Linked DNA regions of Homo sapiens: region 1 is linked to region 2. Evidence: chromatin loops called from intact Hi-C (ENCODE). Cell type or tissue: endothelial cell of umbilical vein. All regions are shown on one strand.

Region 1 (8,000 bases), 270 kb after region 2:
TTTTCACAACTAAGTTAAATCCTAAACTAATTTACTCATAGGAGTTAAGAAATTATTTTTCTTTACATACCTTTCAGAGTTGTAAGGATTAGAAAAGTAGGTAAAGTACCCAGCACACAGACAAGCTCAATAAAGTTATAGCTATTATAATGGGAGCTGGAAGGATAAAAGTTGTAAAAAGAAATAAAAGTTTGAGTGATATTACAGTGAATAAGATAAGTATGTGATTCTTGTATATGCAATATTCTATTTACGAGCATGTTAGAAAAGGGATGGGCTACTTTTATTTATCATAAGGAAAGAAATGCTGTATTCATAGGGATGGTGATATGGTTAGGCTTTGTGTCTCTACTCAAATCTCACCTTGAATTGTAATCCCCATAATTTTCAGGTGTTGAGGGAGGAACCAGGTGGAGGCAATTGAATCATGGGGGTGGTTTCCTCCGTGCTGTTCTCGTGATAGTGAGTGAGTTCTCATGAGATCTGATGGTTTTATAACCGTCTGGCATTCCCGCTGCTGCCTTGTGAAGAAGGTAGCTGCTTCTGCTTTGCCTTCCGCCATGACTGTAAGTTTCATGAAGCCTCCCCAGGCACGCAGAACTGTGAGTAAATTAAACCTCTTTTCTTTATTAATTACCCATTCTTGGGTATTTCTTTTTAGCAGCATGAGAACGGACTAATACAGACAGGAACCATACAAATGTGAAAGGTAGAAGTATGGGTCATGAACTCCTAAATGAGACTAGATGGCGTCCTGTACCACCTCGCATCTGCCCACTATTGCGAAGCGTCTGACTGTGATTATTCAGTAACGCCAAAGGGTCCACATTTCTCCAGAGGTGAATTAAGTCTATGATCGGATGTTCCTAGGACAGGTTGCAGTCTTTGAAAGATATTTTTGTACTCATGTTCTGGTGGATTAAAAAATTTTTTCCCCCAAAATCCATTATTTCAGATTCAGACGTCATATCTATGGGGCATATCTTCCCCCCGAGGATAAGGAAAAAGGAGAAAAGATAGCCAGAGGTACAGTTATTGGTGTTCACCTTCTCATCCAAATATCAGGTTCCCGCTGGCAGGAGGAAGAAGGCTTGGGAGTGTGCAGGCACCTGCCTTTGGGAGTGTTTCAAGTCATTTCTTTGTGGGGGATGTAGCACTGTAAGGTGGAAAAGCAGAACAATTTGTATCAAGCCAGACCTGAATTTGAATCCTGTCACAGCTCATAATAATTGCCGCCTCAGCCGAGCTGCTTGATAACTTTGGCTTTAGTTTCAGTTGCATAATGGGGACAACATTACCTATATTTAAAAATTATAATCTGTAAAACAGAGATCATATAAAAGTACCATATACTAAAGTATGTTCTGGAGATCACTGGACTCCAGGAGATGTAAATCTGTGCTCAACAACTGAAATCTCTATGGTCAAATAAATGTGGGGAAAGCTACTTTACTAAACCCCCTTCTTGGAGGTTCACAGCATACACACTGGCAAATACATTAATAGTTCCCGGAAATTCTGCAGTAAAAAACGAAACCTAGTTAACAGTTAAACATATCACTTTATTTGTTTGGGAAAGACTTGTTTTTTCTTGGATTATCTAATTACATCCCACAGAACATTTTTACCTTAATATGGTTTGGGAAACCTTGGGCTCATACAGCACATGGAACGTGACAGATTTCGACAAAGGATAGCTATTATCTGTGGATTTATAAATGTGTAGCTGGAGGATAACCAAGGATAGAAGGGGCGTCTTTAGTCCGATATAAAGCTAATAATTAAGACGGAAAGTTCCTGTAGGGAACAAGGCTAACGTAATTAGGTCAAGTTAATTTATGTGGCTATTTTCTTTTTGTCTGTTTATAGTGAAGTAAATCAATACTGGAAGTGTAAGAGTTTGAATATATATTTTGGACTCACATAAATGGCCTTTGACAAATTACATACATACTCACAGGCACACACATCCTTCTTAAGTTAAAGACAATATAAGGTATTCTCTGTATTGATTAATTTTAATATAGGCTTGTTTAAGAACTCACTTGAAGCTTATTAAGTAATGCCTTTAGTTCTTTAATGATGAGTTCTTCTTCCTGTTTTTAGGAGAATGGTTATCAGTTTTCGAATTAAGAGTGGGGGCTGGGTTGATACTCACTTCCACAGTTTATCAGCCACGTGGCCTTGAGCAAGTTATTTAATATCTCTAATCTCAGTTTTCTTATCTGATACCTACTTCAGAACTTTATTGAAAAGATTAAATAAGTTAATCCACATATTTACTATAGCAGTTGGCACACGGTAAGAAGGAAATAAGTTTTAGTTATTAACTGTAATACAAATATTTCTATTTAGATATGCAACTAAGCTGGGCACGGTGGCTCACGCCTATAATCCCAGCACTTTGGGAGGCCGAGGCGGGCAGATCATGAGGTCAGGAGTTTGAGACCAGCGTGACCAACACGGTGAAACCCTGTCTCTACTAAAAATACAAAAATTAATGGGGCGTGGTGACACATGCCTGTAATCCCAGCTACTCAGGAGGCTGAGGCAGGAGAACTGCTTGAATCCAGGAGGCAGAGGTTGCGGTGAGCTGAAATTATGCTACTACACTCCAGCCTGGGTGACAGAGAGAGACTCTGTCTCAAAAAAAAAAAATGCAACTGAAATATTTATTTATCAAAAACCGAATCTACTCGGCTGAGAGTTATTCTAAATGCAGTGCAAATCATTTAACTCTTATTGAGGTTAAATTAACTTACCCAGAATGACACATACTTAGGGAAGAGAAGGGACCACTATGTTCCTTCTTATGTAAGACAAGATTGCTGATTTAAAAAAAGGAGAAATGCAGTGACTCCTCAATTTCCAGCGTAAAATGAATGTTTTTATCCCATTCCTTCTGTTCAAGTCTTGAAATACAAAGACTTTGCTATCTTAGGTTATAAGATCAGTGATAGCATTACCTTTCTTTACCACCTATTCACTTCAGTGGGTGAAGTTTCACTCACTGATGTTAACAACTAAGAGATTTGTCATTATAGATCTATGATTTTGATGAATCTTTAGTTTCAAGCATATTATGGTTGTTGTTATGACATTCTGAAGGTAAGTTTAGTTTTTTTCTATCCCCATTCTTCACATCAGTGACATGTATTCTTGAAACGAGTATTTCATTCCTCTAGTCATTGTCTATTGTGTTTACAAACTTAACTGCACATTTTCAAGTTTTTCTATTTTCCATGTACTTATGTATCTTTGCTTGTGGTACATAGAATTGTGGAGATGTATACACTGTGTCTTCCACTTTGTGGGAAAATTCCAGATACTTTTTTCCAAGAAAACAGTTTTTTGTAGATTTCTGATTGTTCCAATTTCACAGTGCCTTTAAAAAAGCTTTGATTTCAGAGACACATCTTAGACTGAGGAGATGCCTGCTTTGTAGTCAGATAGATCTGATTTGAGATTCAGGTTCTTTATTTCTCTTTATAGCTGTGAGATTTTGTGCAAATAATTAACCTTTCTAAGCTTCTGTTTTCTTCTGGAGTTCTGAGAATTCAATAAGACAACACACAAAAAGCACTTAGCATGTGTCAGGCACATAGTATGTGTTCAGAAAACATGGGTGATTATGTTATATTAATAACAATAAAACACAAATCTTTTTCTTTGTACATAAAACCTATTCAGATAGATTCCTTGCTTTCCTTTCATGTGAGTACTGCATAGAACACTTTGATGATAGCAACATTATTTTTCCGTAAGATTTTTTTAATGGTTTTTATTTAGCTTTGCTTTTGAAAAGGTGTTAATTCTCTTTCTGACCTGTAAGTTGTTTCCATAATACCACAAGCAAATCAGATATAGCCACAAATTTTTAATCAGAACATTTATTGAGCATAATCCACCTAGTCATCCAGAAAAGTAATTTGTGCTTCTAAGTCTTTGCTTAGTAATTTATTTGTATACAGAGGCTTCTGAGCAAACAAATGTTTCACTTTAATGTTATATAGCCCTTGTCATATATACATCTATCGTGTGTGCATGTGCGTGTGTGTGTGTGTATGCATTTTATTGTCTTTCTGCTCAAAATTTATAAGGCAATTACAAAATATTTTCTGTCAATTTAAGCTTCATACACTGCCCCCTGCAGGAATAACAAGAATCATGACTGTTTATTGAGCCCTGTTAGGTGCCAAGCAGTGTGCTAGTTGTAATTCACAAATTATCTTAATTCTCATATCTTACAGCCCCCGTTTTACAGATGAGAAAATGGTCGTTCAGTGTTTACAAAATTTAAGGAGGTCTCCACAATTTATAATTACCAGAACCAGAACATAAATCTGCATTCTTGTGTCCACAGCCTGTGCTGTCTTCACTGCACTGCTCTGTGACCACTGCTGCCTCTGTTAAAACGTTTCTGCTCATTCAGAATGTACATGCCAAACACCCTGGGATGACTCTGTTCAATGGTCCCCGAGTTTGAACATATTAAAAGTTTGCTAGTAATATTTAACATGTTTGTCTTTGAATATCACACAGCCATAAAAGATTGTTGAAAAACTAAATTGACAAGTGATAAATGCAGTCTGATAAAAGATAGATGTAATTGGTTGATTACGAGGGAAAAGTGATTCCAGTGAAGTAGCAAAACTCACAGCCTTTCCATAACTAAAACATTAAAACAACAGCAGATTTCTCTCTATGCATTAACACAGTATAGGGGAATAGTTGTATCCCATTCTTTGCCATTAAGTTCTCCCTAAATTAATTCCTAGAGAAATTATAGGCAAATAGCACCTTCCCTGCAGCACTTTTTTAATGCAGTAAGATAAGGATTAAGAAACCCTGTGGCCCAGTAAGAAACCTATTTTGTAGTCTCTTTGTACTGATAAAATTTCTTCTGGCACTGAACTCCCACTGTCAAAAATACTACAACATTTTACTAGTTTGCAAAAGATGAAAATGTTACCAGATGTTAAATTCAAGGAGCAAGTTAACAACTTCTGTTTTCAAATGGGTAGGTTTCCATCTTAAAAAGAAATAAAAAGGGACTCCATTCACCAGCCACAGTATAAAAAAGTCAAGTCATTTCTGACTTGAATTTTATAATTATTTAGTCTCACAGGATTGAGCTTTTGAATAATGAGATGTGCGCTAATTACCTTAATTCCCAGTAGGCTTTATAAATGCCTTCTTTTGAACCAGAAAGGTTTGAGTTTCCAGAACAAAGTAATTAAATAACTTTCACTCAGCAACATTATGGCCATAGATAGCACATGCCTTAATGCAGGAAATCTTACCATTATTCATGTGTTATGTATCTTTTGCTCTTCCATGATGATGTCTCTCCCACCCTGACCTGGCTCCTTAGCATAAAAGGTTTATTGAAATGAAAGCATTTCAGAGGTCATTTTCTCACCTGACTCGTTAATCAGGGCTGGCATTTTTATTTAGTCCAGCTATACTCCACGTGAGAAAGATTAGTAGATCAGCAGCCACACAGAAAATGTGAGAAAAGAATAGGAGAAATGAATACACTTATCAAGTGAGTGTAGGCCTGTGTTTTTATTAGTCTTTTGATGGATCGCACTGGATACTTGGGGGAAACACACATGTGGTATTTTTCATCTGTATCCCAGAAGGATTTTTCAATGTTTCACCTTAGGTTCTTCAAAGAATAACTCTTTGATTCAGTAATAGCTATAGAAACCTTCTCCTTTGATATCCAAGGGTGGTGTGGAACTCTTCTTTTGATTAAGAAGCGCTCAGGCAATTGAAGAACATTACAATAGATGAAATAGGGAGAGGTTGTCAATCATCTTACATTAAGTCAGGCCTATACTAAAGACAAAATTGAGTTAAGTGTGAAAAAATATTTGATGCTACATATTCAAATATACAGAGTGATTTTTATTCACCCTGTGCAATTCATCCTTTCCCTGTTCTTCCTTTATGCTAATTTCAATCCTCATTCTAAACAGTTGGTAGAGACAATATCAAAATTATGAGAGATGAACTCAATATTTTAACATCAGATTGGCAAATTGATAGTTGTTGCTTGAATACGGCATGTATGCTTTTGTTGTAAGTCCTGAAAACTTTAGTTTCAGGGATCCATCTTTCTGTGTCCATTAGACTGTCTGTGGTTTTCCGAACACTTGTCCCTTATTACTTGAGATGGGACAGTGAAAATGTATTGTTGAAGATGTTCCAGTACTCCATATGGGAATTCAAATAAAGACCGGTTAGTTTGCAAGTATGATTTCGGGATTCTTTAAAATTAACATAGGATACTATTTCAATTACAGATGCTACCTGAAATATTAACAATGTTGATGCAGCTCTACTAGCAATAGATACAAGCTTATGTAAAAAATACCCTGTAACCAGGAAGCAATATGTTGATTTTTAAAAAAAACTATATTGGAACAGAGAAGTTAAAGCTGCAATTATGCAACACCACTGATGCAATGATTTTCAAATCAAATATGGGTTTTATGCCAGTGATTCTACATGCAGACCTGTGCACTTCTCTGCTGAACTCCAGACCCTCTACTACTGTGTCACGATTGTCTCCTCCTGCCCTTCTTCCCTTCCTTTTCTCCCTCTTCCTCCCTCTTCTCTCCTTCCTGCTTTCTGCTTCTCTCTTCTTTCTTTCTTGCTTTCTTCTCTAAATAAAAACTGAACTCTTAGTTTGTACCCATAATTATGCTATGGGATATAAAACAATAAATAAGGCATTCCTGGAATTTGAAACCTAAAGGGGAGCCATGTTAAAGTTGATTTTGTCCATACATATACATTATAATAGGTATAAGTGGCAGACACAATTTTCCCACAGAAACCTGATCCTTTTGTTTTCTTTTTCTCTCCATTATTGGAACTCCCATCCGTCAAATCACACAAACATGAAATCCAGGAGTTCTAGGCTCTTTCCTCTCTCCTTAAACATCCAGTCTCTAAACTAGTTAAGTCAATTATACCACCTTAATGAGTGTTTGGTCAGTTTTTTTTTCTGTTTATTTCCCCTGCTCCTATCTGTAGGCTGTCATTATTCTTTCATCCATATTTCAATAATTATAAAACTAGCCTCTCTTTCTTCAGTGTGTCTTTCTCCAGTACAACCTTCATATTCATTTTTCATTATCAAATACATACTGAGTGCCTATTAGTGCCAGACACTGTGCTGGAATTCTTTTCAACACACATATCTTATACTGTCTCCCCTTTTCCCAAGCTTATAAACTTTTGATGGGTTGTCATAGCCTTTGGAATAAATGTCAGACTCTGAAGCATGGTATATACAGTCCTTCAACACAGGCTTCAACTTCTTCTTTTTCTTCTTATTTTTCTTTTAGTTTTTTTTTCTACCTCTCACTAGTCAGCCTTTACCACAATTTCTTACCATATCAAACCTTTTCATTACTCTGAATCTTTTCAAATACTGGCTCCTGTGATTCTCACCTATTCTTCAATTGACAAATTTCTCCTTATTCTTTAAGACCTAATTTTAACTCTTCCATCCTCATTGAAGCTTATCCTGACTTTTCCACCATGTTTATACCTCTGTTTTTCACTCTTATGTTTACCATCATTAATGTCACTTGCATTAGATACTGGGCTCTTTGAGTCCAGAGATCGTGCCTCATTTATTCTTGGGTCCCAATGTCTATGTCATTACTACTGCATACTAGATGCCCGTAAAAAACCGAACACATGGCTCAGTGACTTAATTAACCAACATTTAGCTTGTTTTCATTTATCAAACAATCAATTGTCAAATGTTCCTTCACAAGATGACAGTTTAACTGGTAAAAGATATTATTTTATTATTGATTTTAAAATAAATACCTTATGAAAGTAGAAACATAGAATCAGTGCCACACATAAACTGTTAGGTTATGGAAGTTTATCAGGGGAGACTTTTTTTTTTTTTTTTTTTTTTTGTCCCTTCTATCCTAGTTGGAAGGGATTAAGCTGTTAGTGAACATCTGATG
Region 2 (8,000 bases):
TAGCTGATGTCCCATTAGATACAGTGCCCTTGTGCAGTACAGAACCTGAGCAATCATACATGGCAGACTTGTCCCAGCCTCATGAAGAAAATCTGTCAGTGCCTGAGATTTTCCAGCACTGCATGGCAGGTGAGCTAAATTTGACCTCTTTGTCAAGTCCTTCTTCATTGTGGCATAATTTTGCATGACTGAAAAAGACACAGTATTGCCAATATTATGCACTGCCAACTGTGTATATGCAGGACTTTGGGAACACAATGGCCACAGGACTTTGGGAACACAATGGCCATTGTCTGGCAAATTTTAACTTCAGTCATTCTAGTCTACGGCCATACCACCCTGAACACGCCCGATCTTGTCATTTTAGCCTGAAAAGTTGAAAGGTGTTTTTGCCTGTTTTGAGGGAATCTCTTCCCATTCTTTGGCCATTTGTGAGAAAGTTAACTAGAGGGCGTTTGGAGCAGAAGAAAAGTCTGCTCTTTGCTTTGGTGTTTCATGGAGACCAAGGTTCAAACACTGACCCTCTGCACATAATTATGGTCTCAGCGGATGGCTTTCTCTTTTCCTCATTAGAGGTCAGTGGTATGGGCAGACAGAATGATATGCAAGAGGACCTGTGCTGGGTGAGGGCCCTGCTTAGGAGGAAATGAATTGACTGTGAAGGGAGCTGCCCAGGTCAATTTTCTACCAATGTAACAGTTTGTTGGACACATACTTGTTGCATATAATTTGTTGATCATATATTGCTCAAATTAGATATTACATATATTTATATAAAATATATGTACACTTTGAGAAATATAAAGCAAGAAGGTGTTATTACATTAATTTATGACATACCAGGCCAGGAAAAAAAAATTAGGTATCAGACCAATGGTTCTCATTCCCAGCTGTGCATTAAAATCACCTACACATTAAAGGTAGAGATTCCTAGGTCTTATTCCAGAGATGTTGAATCAAACGTCTGATATTGTGCCAAGGAGTCTGTATATTTTTAAAACTATAGGGGTGATGCTGACAGACATCCAGGTTACTGGATTTTTCTATTTTTCCCCCAGTATGATTCATCCAACTCTCTTTTATCCTGAAGCACAGAATAGGCCTACCTCTAAAAGCAAGCATTAAAAAAAATTGTCGGCCGGGCTCGGTGGCTCACGTCTGTAATCCCAGTACTTTCGGAGGCTTAGGTAGGTGGATCACGAGGTCAGGAGTTCAAGACCAGACTGGACAAGACGGTGAAACCCCGTCTCTACTAAAAATACAAAAATTAGCCGGCTGTGGTGGTGGGCACCTGTAATCCCAGCTACTCAGGAGGCTGAGGCAGAGAATTGCTTGAACCTGGGAGGTGGAGGTTGCAGTGATCCAAGATTGCGCCACTGCACTCCAGCCTGGGCAACAGAGAGAGACTCCACCTCAAAAAGAAAAAGAAAAATTGCCAAAGGTCTACCATGTACATGGCATTGTCAGCAGTATTATAGAAAATAAAAATATGAATAAGATCCAGTTTTTAAGGAGCTTAGAATCTAGCAGGGAAGAGAAAAGATAACCTGAAAATGGTAAGGCTATGGGTGAAATCATCACATTACATGTTCCATTCACAAGAAGTCTGAGGTGTTTCTCCAGCTCTTGGTTGTTTTACTCAGTATAGTGTTATTGGGCTTTCTAGCTGACATTCCGAGATAAAGAAGCAAGTGAATTATTACATGCTAGTTAAGGAAATTCAGCACAATGATCCTTTGTCTTACAGAAAATGTAGGAATACTTTTTGCCTTATATTAATATAAATAGAGAGCTGTACTTCAGAATTTAAGATTCCATTGGGGCTTAATATGCACCCTTTTATTATTGTTGTGGATATATTGTCTACGTTTATTTAAAAAATAAACATGCTGCTTTCTGAATTGATCTGTAATTTATAAGGACATCATTATAATTACAAATATGGTATTATTATTCTGCATTCATTGTGTTAGAAGGGTAGCTTAATGCTTATAATTCCTTCCCTATTTTTCCACAACTGATTTATCACTTGTCTGACCCAACTTCCCTCCACTCCATTGTTCTGCTCTCTCCGTACATCCCACTTCACAGAGGAATGTTAATAATGGAATATGTTATTTACCTTTTCATTTACATGCTTCCAAGCTGCCATTCTCTGTAATTAATCACTGCCATAAATATTCTCATGTATGTGCTTTATATATATACTCTTACTGGGTCACTGAACTAATAAAACAGCTTATTCTAAGCATTGTTGCAAATCACAGCCTATAGTTAGTAAAATGCATAAGGTAAGGATAGATTTGCAAGATATTTTGAGTCAGGTGAAAATGATGAAATCTTTTGTTTCTCAAATAATACATGTATTATTAGTATTATTAGGGTTATTATTAGTAGCAGTAGTACTATTAGTACTATTAGGATTATTAGTACTATTAAAAGTAGCCACTATATGTTATGTTTAATACCTACTATTGTTTTCACAGCTTTTAAATATTTATAAAATAAAATAGTTCTAAAAGAAAATTGAAGATTTTGTGGCTTCTTCTCCATATAAGGAAGTGGGTATGATATTACCTCCAAGTAAAAAATTTTACCTGGCCTTGGATCTTTTACTAATGTCAAATAACCTATCAGATATTAATCCATTAAGAGAGCTGTACTTTGAACATTTTATGTGAGTTATCTTCCCTCTAACTGCTTTTCTTTTCATCTGCAGAGCAGATCAATTTCTCAAAACGTGTTGGGCTATAAAGTAAATATATTTTTATTGTCTCTTTGGGGAGAGTTGAATTTAGGGAGCAACCATATAGATGGGGACCCTCTAATCCTTTTTTCTCTCATGAGTTTAATGGCACTTACCGTGATATGTGCAAGAGTTTATTTTCTTCCATTTAGGATGAAAGAACTACCTGTATGATATTCAGGATACAATCCAGGTCCCAAAATGCCAACATTAGAGCAAGGGTGTAGTAAAAAATCTGTATCAGAGTAAAGTCATCAGATCAGTATAAGAAATATGGGTATCAGAATTTGAGGCTAAGCAAAAGTGACAGAAAAAGTGGTACCAGAAACACAACTTGCTTGAGCGACATTAGCTCATCCATTCATTCATTCACTTATTCATTCATTTAACACATATTTATGGATCACCTACACTGTGCAAGGTGCTTCCCTTCATGAAACTTTAATTGGGGGTATGTAGGACATGGTGGTAGAGGTAGACAACACTCAATCATTGTATTAGTCTGTTCTCACACTGCTATAAAGATACTACCCAAGACAGTAATTTATGAAAGAAAGAAGTTTAATTGACTCACAGTTTTGCATGGCTGGAGAGAACTCAGGAAACTTACAATCATGGCAGAAGGCAAACAAGAAGCAAGTACCTTCTTCATAAGGTGGCTGGAAAGAGAAAGAGTGAAAAAGAAACTGCCAAACACTTATAAAACCATTAGATCTCGTGAGAACTCACTCACTACCAAGAGGACAGCATGTGAGAAACCACCTCCATGATCCAATCACTTCCCACCAGATCCCTCCCTCAACACATGAGGATTATGGGGATTACAATTCAAGATGAGATTTGGGTGGGGACACAGAGCCAAACCCTATCAATCATATATCTTTTTATTTGATTAGAAATGTGATAGGAATAGTAGATAGTACATGGTGCTATATAAAATAGGAACGTAGGAGTTAAGAGAAGGCTGCCTTGAGGAAGCAACAACTAAGATAAACTTGAAGGGTAAACAGGAATTATTAGAACAAAATGCCCAAAAGCATGTGGTCTGGGTCACTTTCCAGCTGGAATCAGTACAACAGGAGGCCAGAGAGTAGGGAGGCATGGAAGGTTAGGTTAACACAGGACAGTGCAGAGTTCAAAGTCTTGGAAATCCAATAGGCAAAATTCAAATCCCTGGCTCACCTTTGTACTAGCCTCTCTGAGCCTTTGTTTCTTTAACTCTCATAAATAAATAATACATAGTAAAATACATACTGAATAATATCTACCTATCAATGGTGTTGGGAGAATTAATTTCACAATTTTTCTACTACTAAGTTATGATTTCATCCACATACCAAGCCACTAATAATCCAGAACTCCTTAGGGCTATTTTTGGAGTTTTTAATGACTTATGCCTTAGTGCTGAAATTGTGGTATTAATTTCCTGTGTAATCGGGACTTTCATTAATAATGTCCATATGAATTCCATAGCACTTTTGATTTTAATCTAAGCTTCATAATCTGGAAAATATTTATCTCCTGCATTTTAGGAAATAATCAAATATGAAAACAGAAGTGTTTTGGAAGAAATGAATTGACTTTGTCACTAGGGGGAGACCTACCCAGGTTTTGAAACTTGCCCCAACTTTCAGAGTGGAGAGAATTTTTTTCTGAGAAGTGATGGTGTAGGAAAAGGCACTGAAAAACTTAGCAGTCCTAGCAGGAGGACTGGAGAGGTTCTCTCTCTCTTTTTCTTTTAGTGGCTTTTCACTGTGTTGTACGTGGTGGAGAATAAACTTTAGGGGATGCGATTAACAACATGCCCAAATGCTGAGGCAGTCAGCATGTTTGAATAAATGGTTTGAACATGGTTCTCTAGGCTGAATTTCTGGCAGTGTAGAGGCTTGGAAGCATCACGCAGGGGCAAGACTTCAGAGGGGAACCAGGCAAAAGAGAACTGAGTGGCCTGACCTGGCAGCCATCTGAGAGGGTATGTAAGCTTGATAAGCACCATATTTTCTCAGTGAACTTTTCAGTAACCATAGTCTGTGTGTATGCATATAAGTACTTTTTTCCACTGCACATTTTTCTAAGTACATTCCTCTGTAATCTTGAATCATAAGTGCTTCTGAAGGAGTAGGAGTAGTTTATCTTGACCATTCTGTAGAAGGAAAAAGTCTAGGAATTGTAGGAGGGGAAATAGCTCTCAAAGGAAATGCTCTACAAATTAATTACCTGAGGAACTAACTCACAGAGGGGTGCACTGACACAGGCTGTTACAATTATATTCAGTTAATTATACTTTATCAAAAAGAGATTCAAGCATTAGAATTTTGTTAATAGCAAATGATTTATCTTCTTAGTTCTCTTCAATCTATCAGTACATATATTTTATTTTATAGAGGATACTTGGAATGAAACTATAGACTTTTATTTTAAAAATTAAGAATTAATATAAACATGAAGTTAATATAATTGGTCACAAGGCTGTTTTTAAAAATTGTTTCAAGTATACAGTGGATATTAAATGATTCTAATTATATAATTTATAAACATCATTATAAGAGGTTAAACCTCTTACCAAGTGTGAATTTATATTTAACAAGTTGGCTATTGCCTTACTAAGCATACTTTCTTAATATGAGTTCCATTAATATAAACGTCAGAAGATTCAAATTTCATTAGGTATGGTTGAATTAGGTATCTCTAGAAAACTAATAGAAATACCTTAAAATAGTATTTATTTCTGATTATAAAGATGAATGTATAGTAGTGAAATTTAAAATCATCTATAATCTCTTTACTCAGTGAGAAACACTATTGACATGTTGAGTTATTTTATTCTAGCCTTTATTCCACACAATTTTATTACAAAAATTAAATCATGCTATATACATATTTCAAATTTTGATAATTTCTTTTTCCCAAATAACAATGCTGTGTTGTCTCCATAATCTTTCCATTCTACAAATGAAATATATTTTAATGCTCTCCTTTTAAGCACAAAAGCACTATCTACTGTTTTTTAAACAACATATTTATTTAACCTTTTCTCTTGTCATTAGAAGTCTTCATAAATATCATTTTAAAGGTTACAAGATACTTTATGAGATAGATGAATCACAATTCATTCTACAGTTTTATTATTAGATATTTAGTTGTTTCCAATAAATAACCCTGATGAATGTCTCTATTTATAAAATTTTAGCCACATTTCACTGTATTTAATAAGGATCTCTCGCATTGAAACAAAAAACTCTCTTTGACTTTAGCAAGATCAGATTATTGTATTTTTAGGTAAAAACTATAAACCACAAATAGTAGAACTACTAAAAGTGTAAGAATTATGCTGATATAATAATGATATCTTTGAATATTAAATAACTCATCTCAGGGATTCAATATAGATGTTAGAAGTCCCACAAAATTCTACCACCTCAGTGATTAGGAGTGTCTTCATATTTAGGGATATATAATATAGAATAATTATTGCTCTCACTTAAAAGTACTTATATTGTGCTAAGCACACTGCTAAGTGTTTTCATTGACATGTGCTCTTTTAATCATTAAAGTAACCATATGAGATGTATATTTTATTATTACTTAATAAATAATGCCTACTGCACATGGCTGTTATAAGGAGCAAATGAGCTAATACACTTATGAAATTTATCAATACACATAAATATGTATCATTTAACTTTAAATGCAAGTAATGCATAGGAAAACATCTGGATGAATATTGCTAATGAAGATTACTGCTGGAGTGAGAAGGGAGGTGAGAAGGAGGGAAACAGGCATGGTGGTATAAGTCAAAGTAGACTTTAGCTTTATCAGTAATATTAATTTTTTCCCAAGAAGAATGTAATTATATATTACTTATTCAAATAAAATTAATTTAAAAAGACATAACTCTGCAATTTACAAGAGAATACTTTTAATTATTAAGTCTTGTCAACCATATTTTAATGATTTGCAGTTCATTACCTCGTTGATAGAGTTGGGGAAAAAGGATGGCAGTAGAAAAATTTAATGCCAAAATTGCAGGAGCCCCTGAAAATTAGTCTCTAAGAAATATGAAGAAAATGAGTCCAAATGGATACTATATATCAAGGGCAAAATAATGTTCTTTCCAACACATTTTACATTCAACTTTTATAGACATTTGTATAAGATTTTATCTTTTCTGTAGTATAAGTTTATTTTTAGGTTATTGCCTGTAACTCCAACAGTATATATTGAGCACTCATGCTGTTCCAGAGACTGTTCTAGTGAATAAAACAAAGCCCTGCTTTCACTGAAGTTGGAGAGAGACACAATAAATGAATAAACAAATATGCGCGTGTTAGGTTGAGATAAGCTGAAAAGAAAAGTAAGCAGGATAAAAAAAATTGAGAAAGGTGAGCTGGGATAAGGTGGAGAGGTGTGGGGGTGAGCTGCTTGAAATTCAGTGGTCAAGAAGACCCCTCCGAAGAGGAGACAGTCGAGCAGTGGCCTGAATGAAGTGAGGGCATGAGCCCTGGGAATATCTGAGTAAGAATGTTCTGGACAGAGGGAATGGTGACTGCCATGGTCCTTAGGCCAGAAGCATTCATGACACTTTGTAGAATGGCAAGGAAGCCAGCCTGACTGGAGTTGAGTGAGCAAAGGGGTGAGCCTGAGAGGAAGCCAGAGGCAAAATAACAGAGGAGGCCATAGTGAGAACCAGAGTCAGCCCTTCAGTGGCTCCCTCACTGTAGTTGTGTTTTCTGGCAGCATATGCTAAGATTGAGCTTGAGGGTGCAAGATATTTATCAGGGGTCAATATCAATGAAAGGAAGGAGGAAGAAGTAGGATTGAGTAAAGGAAGAACCCAAAGCAGGCTTTACCAAATTTCAGTAGATCCATCAAGAAGCTTATGCTCTGTCCTTGTTCAGTCACCAGCTCTGTGGGACCCTCCTCCGTGGGAGAGGTAACTCTACTTAACCTATGCACACCTTGAAGGAATTGGTAGCTGGCAGCTCTGTTGTGACAGCCCTTCTTGCAGCTGGGCAGCAAGGTTTTTCTTGAAGGGAGATATGAATGGTGCATCTCTGTTCTACCATATTAGGAAATTTATTAGTGTATATGCTATAGGAGCAGGTTAGAATTTAAAAAATATATATAAATATTGAAACTTCTTTGATAAAGGCCAGTGGTCATTCTTGATTAATATAGAACCCTAGTAAAATAAGAATTGATTGATATTTTCTTAGTTTGATAAAACTATGTATCTCAAACTAAAATCCAGGGC

What was found. Peaks named below come from ENCODE experiments on the same cell type or tissue, not always from the same donor. Only the 100,000 strongest peaks of a DNase experiment are listed, where the experiment ranks them.
Region 1: it touches region 2 in a loop (5-fold over the local background); 63 of 110 quality-filtered maps call a loop at or near these places.

The regions. Positions count from the first base shown.
Region 1 is chr1:198,355,079-198,363,078 of GRCh38, forward strand. No RefSeq gene overlaps it. Among named protein-coding and RNA genes, the nearest start is that of ATP6V1G3, 180 kb to the right of the region's middle. In endothelial cell of umbilical vein, a CTCF peak has its summit at 4,160 (motif pointing left); no DNase peak of the experiment used is centred here.
Region 2 is chr1:198,084,180-198,092,179 of GRCh38, forward strand. No RefSeq gene overlaps it. Among named protein-coding and RNA genes, the nearest start is that of NEK7, 69 kb to the right of the region's middle. In endothelial cell of umbilical vein, CTCF peaks have their summits at 4,352 (motif pointing right) and 4,552; DNase peaks (open chromatin) are centred at 1,692, 2,092, 4,382 and 4,672; H3K27ac peaks cover 356 bases.